Regions from separate parts of the Homo sapiens genome. Here region 2 is linked to region 1. Evidence: chromatin contacts called from ENCODE POLR2A ChIA-PET data. All regions are on one chromosome and are shown on one strand. Each heading gives the region's core, a stretch centred on a gene start or an enhancer-like site at or near the end of the contact. The rest is flanking DNA. Distances are from core to core; before and after follow the strand shown.

The links. ChIA-PET counts read pairs that join two places held with the same protein, here RNA polymerase II (POLR2A).
Region 2: POLR2A ChIA-PET joins it to region 1 with 12 read pairs in HEK293T. The contact joins the promoter of LINC01879 here to the promoter of ZNF236 in region 1. POLR2A ChIA-PET finds 5 or more read pairs at or near these places in 2 of 52 experiments (HEK293T and Panc1).

What each region holds. Positions count from the first base shown.
Region 1 is chr18:76,818,214-76,825,558 of GRCh38, reverse strand. ZNF236 (zinc finger protein 236) reads right to left here and starts at 3,002. Exons shown (of 31, transcript NM_001306089.2): 1 at 2,897-3,002. The coding sequence starts at 2,951. It overlaps ZNF236-DT (ZNF236 divergent transcript), which reads left to right and starts at 3,264. Exons shown (of 3, transcript NR_040024.1): 1 at 3,264-3,543. RefSeq lists silencers at 2,371-3,110, 3,231-3,420, 5,118-5,197 and enhancers at 3,491-3,600, 3,641-3,720.
Region 2 is chr18:76,688,141-76,694,927 of GRCh38, reverse strand. It overlaps LINC01879 (long intergenic non-protein coding RNA 1879), which reads right to left and starts at 4,899. Exons shown (of 2, transcript NR_122073.1): 1 at 2,955-4,899; 2 at 1,292-1,684. RefSeq lists an enhancer at 6,516-6,787.

The sequences.
Region 1 (7,345 bases), core at 1,753-4,252:
GACAGTTGGATTGTCATATCTATTCTGCATTTTCTCTGGTGCAACCTGTTCTTCTTGACTGTGATACATGAAGGTAATACAGCCTCACTCTTAGGCACCGCCACCACCACCTAGATTCGTGCTAAGATGTCAGCAGTTGTGCCAACAACTGCTTTTGTACAATTAGTGCAAAAATTAACAGAGTGAAAAAGCCTAACAGTCTTAGTCTATGATATTTACCTTACAGAAGCCTGAAAACATCTCAGGGAACCCCCAGGGGTCCAGGAACCACAGTTTGAGAACCACTTTGCTACAGGAGGACTGGTGTTCAGAAGGGAAAGGTAACTTTTAAGCAGGTTTGAGGAAGGCCTCTCTGAAGACGCTAAATCACTTGGAGCCACAAGACTAGCAAAAAGTGCTTCTCAGACTAGGAAATGGCAAATGCCCTAAGACAAAAACTAATGTGGCATCAAGGAACACAAAAGACTGCATGCCAGAGCAAGGAAAGAGAGAAGAGTCAGACAAGGCCCGATCAACAGGATCCTGGAGGAATGGGTTTCTGTTAAAGGGATGAGGAAGCCAATGCACGCTTTTAATCAGGGTGTAGCCATCTGATTTACATTTAACAAGTTCATCCACGCTGACAAGTGACAGATTTATTTACAGGAGCCCAGGACTAGCAGGGCCCAGGAAGGGGGCTCCTGCAGCTCTCCAGCCCGGAGAGGGAGGCTGGGTCAGAGGGTATCTCTGGAGATGGAAAGAGGAGGGCCCACTGGAAATACATTCCCGAGGTAGAAGCTGCAACACTAAATTAGGAAGTGTGTTGGGGGATAAAAGAAATAGAATAATTCTTGAGGCCTGAGGGTGAAACACCAGGTGGACAGGGATACCATCGGTGAGATGGGGATACTGGGGGAATGGGTGCCCCGCCTGTGGCCGTGGAAATTTTACATTCTTTCTCTATCCTAAGCCTTCTTCCAAGTAACTGAGACACTGCACCTTACATTATTTTTGGCAGATGGCATACTAACAAAACAATTAAACTAACGAAATAAGGTCAAGGCCAAAACTCAAAAGCGGGAGAGGCAACAAAGACTTCCTTAAAGGCCAGACACCATCAACCATTAATCAAAATTCTGAGCACTGCTGTTATCCAACTACAAATCTGCATACCTGGGTCATGGTGCAGCCAACATCTCTCCAGCAGCCCACAAAGGCCCATGAGGTGTGCGAAAGCTCGCTGAAACGCCTGTTGGTCACCAACGTTTCCGTAATGTGCACGTGTGTTAACTCTACCAAGTGCAATCACGACAAGAATTCCTGGTTTGGTGTGGCCTATGAATAAGTTTACATTGATTCCTACCCATTACCTCTTTCTTCCTAAACACAAAATTAACACAATCCTTTGTAGTTTCCAGGCCCGACCTTTCTCTGGGGCACCTGTGTTGTTTGGTCACAAGCTCTTTAATGAGCCTCAGTTTACTCATCCCCAAGAAAAGGGGAACACTTGAGTCACTAAGCTAAACAGTTAAATAAAAATCAACGGCAGTCAAGGTATAACCCACCGACTCCCATAGGGAGTCCTAGGCGCCCACTCCCCCTTAGAACCCCCTTCAAAACCCTTTCCAAACGCGGAGCGCCGCTCCAGTTGCACGGGTGACCAGGACCAGGGACCAGGCCTGCAGGGGGAGACTCGCGTCCAAGGCCGCACGGGAACCACGGCGCCCGCGAGAAAAAGCGCGGCGCCCCCTACCCCACTGCCCTCGACCTGGGAACCGCGGCACCGGCGAGTGCGCCCCGATCCCCCTGCGCAGGAAAGTCCGTTCCTCAAGCTCCGGGCTGGGGCTTTGGAAGGCAAGTCAATTCCTGACTGCTGGAAGGGCCAGGGTCTGGGGGTGCCCGGTTGTGTGTCTGCCTGCTCTTAAATTCTGGGCCTTTCTCCTTCCTTGGAAAACAAAATCTGAGTTATTTCATGACTTTAGCAAAGTACCATGGAGAATAAATTACTGGGGAAAACACTTCCTGACGCCTACTGTGTGCACGATCTAGCGCTCCCCACATAACACTGATGCCTACTGTATGCACGACCCACAGCGCTCTCCAGAAGCTCCAGGTTCAAGCTACCCGGATCACAATGGTGCCTACTGTTTGCACGACCCACAGCGCTCTCCAGATGCCCAGGGTTCCAGCCCCCCGGATCACAATGGCGCCTACTGTATGCACTACCCACAGCGTCTGCAGAGGCTCAGGGTTCAAGTTCCCGGATCACAATGGCGCCTACTGTATGCACGCCCCACAGCGCGCCCCAGATAACACTGGAGCACACTGTGTGCACGACCCTGCGCTTCCCGGACAACGCTGGCGCCTACTGTGTGCACGACCCCGCGCTCCACGGCCTCCCTGTGGGCCGAGCCCAACGTCCCCGGGGCAGCCGGCGCCGCGCAGGGTCGGGCGGGGGCGCCGTCCGGGAGGAGCCCGGGGCGCGGTATCCGCAGGCCCGGGCTCTGGCCAGGCCGCCTCCCCAGCGCGCCCCGCGGCCCTCCGGCCCCGGGACGGAACACGGGGCGGCCACTTTCCCTCAAGTTCAGCGCGGGCCGCGGCAGGGCCAGCGGGGGCAGGGCGCGCGCAGGAGGCGGCCGCCTGCTCCCTCACCCGCCTCCCGCCTCCCGCCTCAGCCGCCGCCCGGCCCAGGAAAGTAGGCCCAGCGCGCGGAGGGGCCGGGCGGCGACTCGCCCGTATCATTCCGCCCGCGCTGCGGCCCGCCCGGCCAGTCGGCGGCGGCGGCGGCCCGGGTCTGCGCGGCCCCCGCCCCCGCCCCGCCGCTCCCGGCGCCCCCCGCGCCGCATCCGGGGACTGGCAGGGCGCGGGCCCCGCACCGGCCGCCGGCGGGGCGCGAGGGCGCGGCCGCGGGCCTTACCGGAGTCGCCGCGCGCCTTGCTCTCCCTGGGCTTCGGGGGGCGGCCCCGCGGCATCGTCGGCGGCCCGGCTCGCACCCACACCCACTCACACTCACACTCACACTCACACGCGGCGGCGGGGGCGCGCACGCGCGGGCACCGGGGCGGGGGCGCGCCCAGCCGGCGCTAGAGGCGGGCGGAGCTGCCCGGCGGCGGGCGGCCCGGTCCGAGCGCCGCCGGGCTCACGGGGGAAAGGCGCCTGAACGCGCGCACCGGAGCGCTCGAACCGCGCCGGCCTTGGCAGGTTCCATGGCCCGCGGGCCGCGGTGGGGGCGTTGGGCGCGGGCGCGGGCGCGGTGGGGGCGGGGGCGGCGGCGGGGCGCATGCGCGGCGCCGCGGGGCCTTAGCGGACGGAGGGGAGCGCGGGGGTCACCGGGCCGGGCCGGCAGCCCTAGAGCTCGGCCTGGCGGGGACCCTGGGCCAGCCCCGCGCCTCCGTGGCCCGGGCGTCTCGTGCGTGTCCGCGAACTCGCGTGCGCGCGTCACCTCGGACCGCAGCATGGCTCGGAGGGCGGCCCTACTCGCGCCGCCCTAGTGCTGCGAAGGGCCTCGGAGCCCAAACCCGGAACCGCCATCTGGGACTGGGAAGACGACATGGCCAGAAGCCGGTAATGTTCCTTTCCCTGGGGGCAGTGCATTAAAATGGACCATTTCACGTGTGCTGGTCTTGTGTGTTGTTGCCTGCGCTAACTTACACGAAGTGGCAACAGGAACAGGCAGCGCAGCACCCGAGCGCCGGGTGGAGAGGCCGGCCGAGCCCGGGGAAAGCGACCTTACTCTGTCACCTGGGCTGGAGTGCAGTGGCGCAAATTAAAGTGTGCAGTTTGATACATCTTGACACATGTATACACTGTGAAACCATCATCACAATCAACAGTGAAGATGTTCCTCCCGTCTCTCTGTAACCCTTTCCTCTCTCCCTCCTTCCCTCCTCCCCCTCCCACCCATCTGCTTTTTGTCACTATAGTTTGAATTTCCTGGAGTTTTTAAATATCTTTTTATACAGACTGGGTCTCGCTTGCTCTGTCACCCAGGCGGGAGTGCAGTGACACGATCGGGACCCACTGTAGCCTCAAACTCCTGCCCTTAAGCAATCCAACTGCTTCAGCCTCCCGAGTAGCTGAGACTGCAGGTGAGGACCGCCATGTCTAGCTTTTTGTTTTTTTTTAAACATATGGGGTCTCTCTGTGTTGCCCAGCCTGCTCTGGAACTCCTAGCTTCAATTGACCCTCTGCCTCAGCCTCCCAAAGTGTTGGGATTGCAGATGTGAGCCACTGTGCCCAACCTGTTTTTCTTGGTGTTTTATATAAATGGAATTGTATCGCACGTAATCTTTAGGGAAGTGGGGGCTGTTCATTGAGCATAATTATGTTGGAATTCATCTATATATTGATAAATATTTTAAGTGCTTTTTATTGCTGAGCGGTGTCTAGGAGTCATTCTTGCTTACCCTTTCCCACTGCAGCCTTCACTCAATCTCATCAAAGATCTAGCTCCAATATATAAACCAAATCCAAGCCATTCCCACGTATATTACCCCTGAGCCATGCTCTCTCACCTAGATTACAGATACAGCCTAGTACCTGGTCATCCTCCAATCAGTTTTGTCTACAGCCATGCGAGTCTTCTCTCTATGCCTTAAATAAGACAAATGTATTCCAGCTCTTTTGAATATTTCCAATTGTGAAATGTTCCTCTTTATTTCTAATAATGCTTGCTATTGTCAACTTTGCCTCATATGTAAATAACACCACCAGCTTTCTTTCCTGTGTGTACCTTTAGAGTTAAGTGAGTTTAAGAAGTGTGTGTGTGGCCGGGCGCGGTGGCTCACGCCTGTAATGCCAGCACTTTGAGAGGCCGAGGCGGGCGGATTACGAGGTCAGGAGATTGAGACCATCCTGGCTAACACGGTGAAACCCCATCCCTACTAAAAATACAAAAAAAAAAAAAAAAAAAACTTGGCCGGGCGTGGTGGCGGGCGTCTGTATTCCCAGCTACTCGGGAGGCTGAGGCAGGAGAATGGCGTGAACCCGGGAGGCGGAGCTTGCAGTGAGCCGAGATCCCGCCACTGCACTCCAGCCTGGGCGACAGAGCGAGACTCCGTCTCAAAAAAAGAAGTGTGTGTGTATGATGTTTGTTTGTTTGTTTGTTTTTAAGACAGGGTCAGGCTCTGTTGCCCCGGCTGGAATGCGGTGACGCTGTCTCTGCCTACTGCACTCTCTGCCTCCCCGGCTCAAGTGATCCTCCCACCTCAGCACCCCAAGTAGCTGGGACTGTAGGTGCTCACCACTATGCCTAGCTAATTTTTTGTGGACATGGGGTTTCACCATTTTGCCCAGGCTAGTGTCAATCTCCTGAGTTTACCTGGCTTCCCAAAGTGCTGAGATTACAGGCATGAGCCACCGGACCTGGCCAAGTATTTTTTTTTAAATCCAATTTGATAATCTTTATCTTGAATGAGAGTGGTGGCTCCCAAATTTGCTGCACTTTAGAATGATCTGGAAAGCTTTTAAAAGTCCCAATGCCCTGTTCATACCTCACATCCATAAATCTGACAGGAATGGGAACCATGCATTGGTGTTTCGTTATTGTTGTTTTTTAAGATCTGCAGGTAATTTGACGATGTACAGCAAAATTTAAGAGCTAGATCATTTGGTACATTTATGCAAAGTACTGATATTTTTACATGTAAAGATGTCTTTTCACACTTTCCATTTGACTCATATGTTTTATGTTCTTTACGCCTTTCTTGCTTTCTTTTGGATTACTGATGTTTAAAAATTATCAGTAATTTTTAAATTAAATTAAATGGTGAAACCCCATCTCTACAAAAAATTAGCTGGGCATAGTGGTGAGCACCTATAGTCCCAGCTACTTGGGGTGCTGAGGTGGGAGGATCACTCGAGCCCAGGAGGCAGCGAGTGCAGTAGGCAGAGACAGCGTCACTGCATTCCAGCGAGGTGGATCACACCTGTAATCCCGGCACTTTGGGAGGCCAGGGTGGGTGGGTTGCTTGAGCTCAGGAGTTCATGACCAGCCTGGGCGACATGGCAAAACCCCATCTCTATCAAAAATACAAAAAAACGGCCAGGTATGGTGACGTGTGTCTGTGGTCCCAGCTACTCAGGAGGCTGAGGGGAGAGGATCACTTGAGCCTGGGAGGTTGCTGTGAGCTGAGATTGTATCACTGAACTCCAGCCTGGGTGACAGAGTGAGACTGTCTCAAAAAAGCTTTATATATATTTTTATATATATGAGTATTTTATATATACACTATATTACATATATTTATGTATAAAGCTATGTATATTTGCATATATATAGCTGATTTATACATATAAATAGCTTTTAGTGGTACACTTGAGATTATAACATGCGTTCTTGACTTATCAATGTCTAATGTAAATTAGTATTTTTTCCTCTTCCCAGACAATGCTAAAACAGTTTATTGGATATTTTAGTTATTTCTGTATTTAAAACTTCACAAGACACAGTACTGTTGATGTTCATTTTGATGGCCCACATATATGCCACTATCATTGTGTTTTATCCTTCTGTGACTTTCTAGGGTCATTTCCCTTCCACCTGAAGTACCCCTACTATTATTTCCTTTAGAGGAGGTCTGCTGATCATCTCAGTTGTGTTTGTCTGAAAATATTTGTATTTAATTTTTATTCTTAAAAAATATTTTTTCTGAGTATGGAATTCTAGGTTGTCAGCTCGTTTCTTTCAACACATTAATGATGTAACTCCACTGTTATGTGCATCCATATTTTCTGCTGTTTTTTGAAATAAATATTTTCCTCTGACTGCGTTTAAGTGTTTCTCTGTCTTCAATTTTCTTCAATTTTACTATAGTTTATCTGGATGTATATGCCTTTTTATTCGTCTTATTGGGAATTGATTAGACTTACTGAGTGTCTGGATTGTTGTATGTCTTCAATTTTGGAAAATTCTTGGCTATTATATATTCAAATACTGCTTCTGCCCAAATATCTCTCTTCTAACCTACTAGAGTTTAATTAAACATGTGTTGGAGGCCGGGCACTGTGGCTCACACCTGTAATCCCTACACTTTGGGAGGCCGAGGCAGGCAAATCATGAGGTCAGGAGTTCGAGACGAGCCTGGCCAGCGTGGTGAGACCCTGTTTCTACTACAAATACAAAAATTAGCCAGGCATTGTGGCGCATGCCTGTAGTCCCAGCTACTCCGGAGGCTGAGGCAGGAGAATCGCTCAAACCCAGGAGGCGGAGCTTGCAGTGAGCCCAGATCATACCTTTGCACTCCAGCCTGGGCAACAAGCCGAGACTCCGTCTCAAAAAAAAAAAAAACACACACATGTTGGATCATCTTACACTTTTAAAAAAAAATTATTCTATATGAGGTTTTTATCTTTTTGTTCCTTTATC
Region 2 (6,787 bases), core at 3,650-6,149, 130 kb after region 1:
GCAATCTTTGTGTGGCAAACATCAGGAAATAACCTGAATGCCCACTGAGGAAATTGGTTGCACAAATCGTGGTGTATTTATACTATAAAATATTGTACAGCTGTTTAAAAATTATCTGGAAGAGCTTTTATAATGTATTTTTTAAATGAGAGAAACAGGTTGCAGGGTATAATACTATTTTTGTAAAGGAAACAAAATAACAAAATCCTTTATATGTGTCCCTGGTTTCTGTGTGATTGGCCATGGAAAATGATTTGGAAGGAAGCCGACCAGGCTGCTGTCTGGGCTGGAGACAGAGGTAAGAGGTTTCCAACGGCAAATGTGTTGAAACGACCTCAGAGTTTGGGTATAGGGGGTTAGTTAATTTCATGATGGCACATCCATACAGTGAAATAATTTTCAGCTGTTAAAAATAGTGATAATGACAACTGGGCAAGGTGGCTCACGCCTGTAATCCCAGCGCTTTGGGACGCCAATGCAGGTGGATCGCTTGAGCCCAGGAGTTTGAGACCAGCCTGGCCAACGTGGCAAAACTCTGTCGCTACTAAAAATACAAAAATTAGCTTCACATGGTGGTGCGTTGTGCCTGTAATTCCAGCTTCTCAGGAGGCTGAGGCACGAAAATTGCTTGAACCAGGCGGCAAAGGTTGCAGTGAACCGAGATTGTGCCACTGCCCTCCTGCCTGAGTGACAGAGTGAGACTCAGTCACCAAAAAAAAAAAAGAAATAATAATGATACATAAAAATAATTACATATAGGCCAGGCGTGGTGGCTCACACCTGTAATCCCAGCACTTTGGGAGGCCAAGGCGGGCAGATCACGAGGTCAAGAGATCGAGACCATCCTGGCTAACACGGTGAAACCCCATCTCTACTAAAAAAATACAAAAAATTAGCCGGGCATGGTGGCAGGTGCCTGTAGTCCCAGCTATGCGGGAGGCTGAGGCAGAAGAATGGCGTGAACCCGGGAGGCAGAGCTTGCAGTGAGCGGAGATGGGCCACTGCACTCCAGCCTGGGCGACAGGGCAAGACTCATCTCAAAAAAAAAAAATTACATACAATATATTTAAAATAATGATATTAATGAACATAAAACAGCATTAAAGGAGGTAAAAATGCGTGAGCCTATGTATTTGGAAAATGTTCAGGATGGACACTCATCAAATATTCATGGTAATTATTAGTCATTGTGAGCTTATGAGTGGCTTTACTCTTATTTTTACATACTTACATTCTGTAATTTTGCTAAATTAATGTAGAAAAAAGGAAAGAGGTGGAGAGAGGCAGGAATGTTTAGTAATTCAAAGGTGTTTATTAATGCGGGGCAGAAAGAACCAAAAAGGACCGAGTCCTTCATAAACTCAACATCTCTGAATAATAAAGAGGTGAAAGTATTTTGAAATGTTAATGATTACGTGTGGAAGGTGGCTTTAGATACTTAGTGAAATGGGTGACTGGCCATCTATAATGTCTTCGGCTCTCACAAAGTGATGAGGATGAATGAGATAATTAATATTTATAAAGTCCTTTAATATCCTGCAGAAAAGGCTGTTGCGTCAGATAATAGAGTACACCACGGCTCAGTCTTCTGTCTCTCCTCGGACGGGACCCAAGCAGCCTCTTTCTGATGGTCTCTTGAAAGATCACCCATGTATCTCCTGAGGAGTAAGTGTGGTCTTTGTTTCTGTAAACAAGAACACATTGATCGGTGATATGGTTTTGCTGTGTCCACACCCATATCTCATCTTGAATTGCCACGTGTTGTGGGAGGTAATTGAATCATGGAGGCAGGTCTCTCCCGTGCTGTTCTCATGAGAGCGAGTAAGTCTCATGAGATCTGATGGTCATTAGAAGGGGGCATTTCCCTGCACAAGCTCTCTTTGCCTGCTGCCATCCATATAAGATGTGACTTGCTCCTGCCTGCCTTCGGCCACGATTGTGAGGCTTCCTAGCCACATGGAACTGTGAGTCCAATTAAACCTCTTTCTTTTGTAAATTGCCCAGTCTCGAGTATGTCTTTATCAGCAGCATAAAAATGGACTAATACAATTGGAGAAAGACATTACATCTTTTTTTCCCTTAAATTTTATAAATCCAAACAAGAACTATTTTTTACCTTCTGAAACTACATTTGTACTTGGATAGATGTTTTTATTGAACTATCAGCCTTGAATAAACTGTGTCTCAACCCGGCTTTACCAACCTTGACACAATAGGAATTTATAATTAAGCGGAAATAATTAGCATAGATTAAAATGGAAATTAACTTAGACCAGGTGGGTGTCATTAGAATCAAAAGGAAACAGGGATATTTCCACTATGTGGCTTCCATTCTCCTACTTCTAGGTGCCAACATCCAAGCAGCAATTCCCAGAGCCTGGAATTTATACAAAGATCCTAATCTATACCTAGACATGGAATTCACTGGTATTCTAGCTAAAGAACCAGCTAGAATGAAAAGAACACATTGTAATGAAAAGACCATGTCTGAGAATGGCTTTACCCTCTGGTGAAATGCACCCTGATCTTTGTGGGTGAGCACCTTCTTGTTCTTCAGTCTTTGGTGACTAAAGATTCTACAAGGCTTATAAGGTCTACAGGGGCTGGTGAGTGAATAACAGGCATCTACAGACCAACTTAGTGTGTTAGTATCATCTTTTTTTACCCTGGGAAAAGGAAAAGGAAAAACTTATTTTTTCCACTTAGACTCATCACAAGTCTTAGCACATTTGAAAACATTCCAACGACAAAAATGGTCGTTTCAGAGCATGAAGCCATTGGGTCCCAAGTTTGTCAGCTTCTCTGCTTCCTCATTATTCCAATGATCAAACAGCAACCGCTCTGCAAGCTTCTCTGTGCCCCTCCCCACCGCCGTTGTCCTGCAGATTCCCTTCTCCAAAATCACCAGTGTGTGATTTCCTTGGAATAAAAAGCAGATATATAAGGTTACTCACTTTTTCCTGATGTTGAAACTTGCCTCTCAGTCACGTCAGCCTGGCTTCATCCACTGTCAGTACTGTCTCTCCCGTTTTACTATTTTATGTGTATATTTTATGCTGTGAGAAAGGACACAACTATTTGTACCATAAGAAAGACTCTTGTCATGAGAAGAAAGCCCCCAAAATACTCTGTAAAACTGTACTTCTTATACTCCATTGTTGTTGTTGTGGGAGGGACGGTTTGTGACCAGGCTGAGAAATGTTTTCTCCAACGATTACATTCCCAAAACAATATAAACAATCTCAGAATTGAGGAGTGTTGCCTTCATTTAACATCAAGCACTCATGGTTTTCCAACTGTGGCTGTTCCACATCTCTGCAGGTAAAATCTAGGTCCATGAAAGATCTGGTTCTGGACTTCATTAGGGAAAGACATTTGTTATTAGATGGGGTCTCCTCCCTGGCAAGAGGCAAGTCTGAGAACCGGCAAGTCCCAAGCACTTCCTCACGACTGCTGGTGTTACAGTCTGTGTACAGGCGGTTGAAATTTTTAAAAAATCACTCAGGAAATATGCTTTTTGTTCTATCATGTCTTGATATCATCAGTGTAGGTAAAAGTACGCTTTTGAGCTGGGCACGGTGACATGCATCTATGTCCCAGCTAGTCTGGAGCTGAGGCAGAGGATTGCTTGAGCCCAGGAGTTCAAGTCCAGCCTGGGCAACATAATGAGACACCGTCTCAAAAAAAAAAAAAAAAAAAAAAAAAAAGAGTACGCGTTTGAAGAAGTCAAATTGTTAGCATAAGTGAGAAAATTACTCTTGCTGAGAAAGTCTGTGCCCAGGGCTGTGACGACTGATTGAACGTAGCTGCTTATGAGGCTGTGGCTGACCTAAGGAATGAGTAGATACGCTAAGCCCAGATCAGGTTAGAAGTAAACGACACAAGGTCATCTTTTGAGGGCAAACTGCTGAAAATAACTTGTCAATCAAATGTTTAAAATTGAAGCACTGGTTCCAGTCATTCAGGGCCAGCAGTAGGGCTGGCAAGACGTACTACTTCCCAATGTTTTGTTATTTGTGCCACAGCATCAGGGGCCCTTCATTCAGGAAACGTCTCTTGTGTGTTACATGCACAGAGTGAAGAAAGAATGACAAAAGCTCTGAGCTCCTGGAGTCAGGAAACTAGTGGAACAGGCCAACTTCACCCGGTGCAAATAATCCCACAAATCCGTGTCTCGCTGGAATGTGTGATGGGCACCATGAAGGAAAAGCCAAGGATGCTATAGAAGAGTAGGACAAGGGCACCCAGGTCCAACTGGGTGAGGGGAGCCAGGGAGGCCGCCCTGAGTCAGGAGCACCCCAGACATCACACTCTACCTGCCCATCCTTTCTTACTAGAGGTAACATCTGGTTCACTTGACGGCTGTCATCAAACAGGTGAAGTTTCCCCTGGAGTTAAACCTGCAGATCAGAGCACGGCCCAGGTGTAACTGGAGTGGAGGCAGCCAATGATTAAAGACAGAAATGAGAGACGAGATATTCCGTTTGCGTTGTTCATGTATTCCAACACCTCGTACAACGGGCTGATCACAGAGAGCGCTGTTGACATTCGGGACAAACAGTGTCACAGGCTGTGTTTTACTTGCTCTGAATAGAAATTCACTCATGGAAGAAAAACCTACTAAGGCCAACTTACATGAGCGGAGTGTCCTTGCGGTGCCTGAGCTGTGCTCAACTGAAGGTGTCCACGACATACTGAAGGAGCTCTTGTTGGTTTCTAAGGAAATGGAATTCAGAGCACCCATCTTCCATCCCTTTGTTTTATTTTCTGCTTTTTCCAACCTCTGTTTCCACCAAGCTTCGAGTTATCCAGTGTGGATATTCCAGGTAGCGGCAGCAGGTGGTGCTTTATGTGAATGAGCAGCTTTATCCAGCGTTTGTGTCTGATGCATCCGAAGCTGCAGTTAAGTCATCGTTTCCATCTGCATTCAGAGAGCATCCCATCAGGGTGGTGGTTGGGTAATTCCAACTTCTACCTTGAGAACTCCTGCTTAGCAGCTAGTTTTTGGAAGAGATTTGAGAGTCATTTTAACACAACCTTTCAAAATATTCCACTTTAAAGGTAGATTTTGTGGCACTAAACATGAATCAGCACTTTTGCATAATGACAGGATAAAAGTATGACTTCTGCAAGAAACACAAAACATTGACTTCCAGATTTAGCTGTTTATAACAAAACAGGCTCTCTTTGCTGTATGTCTTAGCTCCACTGCCGTTTCCACTTCTTCACAGGTGCCCATGTTCAATCCAGATTTCCTGAATTAGGTATTAGCACATTGCTAGATGCCCTCGGGTACAACATGCAGATCAGTGAAATAACACAGGGATTCCTAGATAGAACACGTTTCCTTTTCATGCGTGTTACTGCGAAGTGTGTTCTGGTTGAGATACATTTGGAATGCAATTCATCTCATTAGCATAAATCATAGCAGTTTTCGTTTCCTCAACTAGGTCTTTGTGCAATGTGAGCAAATGTGAAAATGACACGTGCACCTTAAAAAGTCTTTCAAAGATGAGCCCTTGGGGAGTGGCTTCACGTGGGGAGGAGGCGACCTGGAGAGGGTGGGCAGGAAGGCATTATTCAGCGTGTCAGTGGCGAGGGCTAATCTCCACACTGGGAAAACCACGAGGAGAGAGGGTTGGGTGGTGAGGAGCTCCGGAGTGCACGCACACACATGAATGGACAAGGCACCCAGGGAAGGGAACTATACCCTTGCTCATCATACCAGCCTGGGGCCCCAGCTGTCTCTGCTCACAGGGGCTAAGAGGTGGAACGGAGAGAAAGGAAGCAGACAGACAGGGACAGGAGCCTCAAGAAACCTTGACACCTTTGATTCCCAAATACGCCAGCCTCTCTCATTCACCCTCCGACCCACAGGCTTCACTCTCAGTCTCTTTTGGGAATTGTATTCCTCCCAGACATTGACCCCCTCCCTGAATATGGCTTCCCCTGGGCTTTGACAGGACCTTGCTGAATCTTTATGAAATGTCGGGTTTTCCATGCCATCCCTGCTGCAGGTGGACGGGTGCGGGGAGGTGGGGAGGAGTGGGGGCTCAGCAGCACCCCCGGCTGCTTCTGCTCCTCCTGCTGCCATGAGTGCAGCAGACACACTAGGAGGATGGCATTCTGGTTTTGGGGTGAGGGGAAGGCAGACAGACATTTCTATTCCCTGCTCTCTGTGAATGCAAACACAACACTGCATGGTTTTGCTCTCAGACCTCTAGGAGCTCAGGGAGCAGAATCCCCTCAGTAATGCCCCTTAAAACAGGGACTCAAGTAGATTATTCTCCCGGGGCTGCGGGACACTCCCACTCTTCACTTGACAAGAACACCAGCATTGGGCTGTGCCATGTGAGTCTTCCCTGAGAAATGTGCTGGACAGCTGGGGTCCTCACTTCCAGTCCAGTCCTTTTTCACGCCCATCAGCTCCTTCCTGCTTTGTTCAGCCATGGCTGCCCCAATTGAGTGCAGTGGCAGGCAGTATTTTCCTCCTGGGAATTGGCCAGTTCCCTTCTTAGGTAGCTGGTCTCTGGCACCTTCTAACCACTGAAAAGTCAGGAACGAAAGAGTTTCCGGACCTTGGTCATTTAGATAATGGTATGCTGTGCCCTCGGACAGGTCAGGGTACTGCTCATGATAAATCCCACCATGCTCACCCTGTCACCTGCTGGGCTGCTTTTTTTTGAGACAGGGTCTTGCTCTGTTGCCCAGGCTAGAGTGCAGTGGCATGATCTTGGCTCACTGCAGCCTCAATCTCCCGGGCTCAGGTGATCCTCCCACCTTAGCC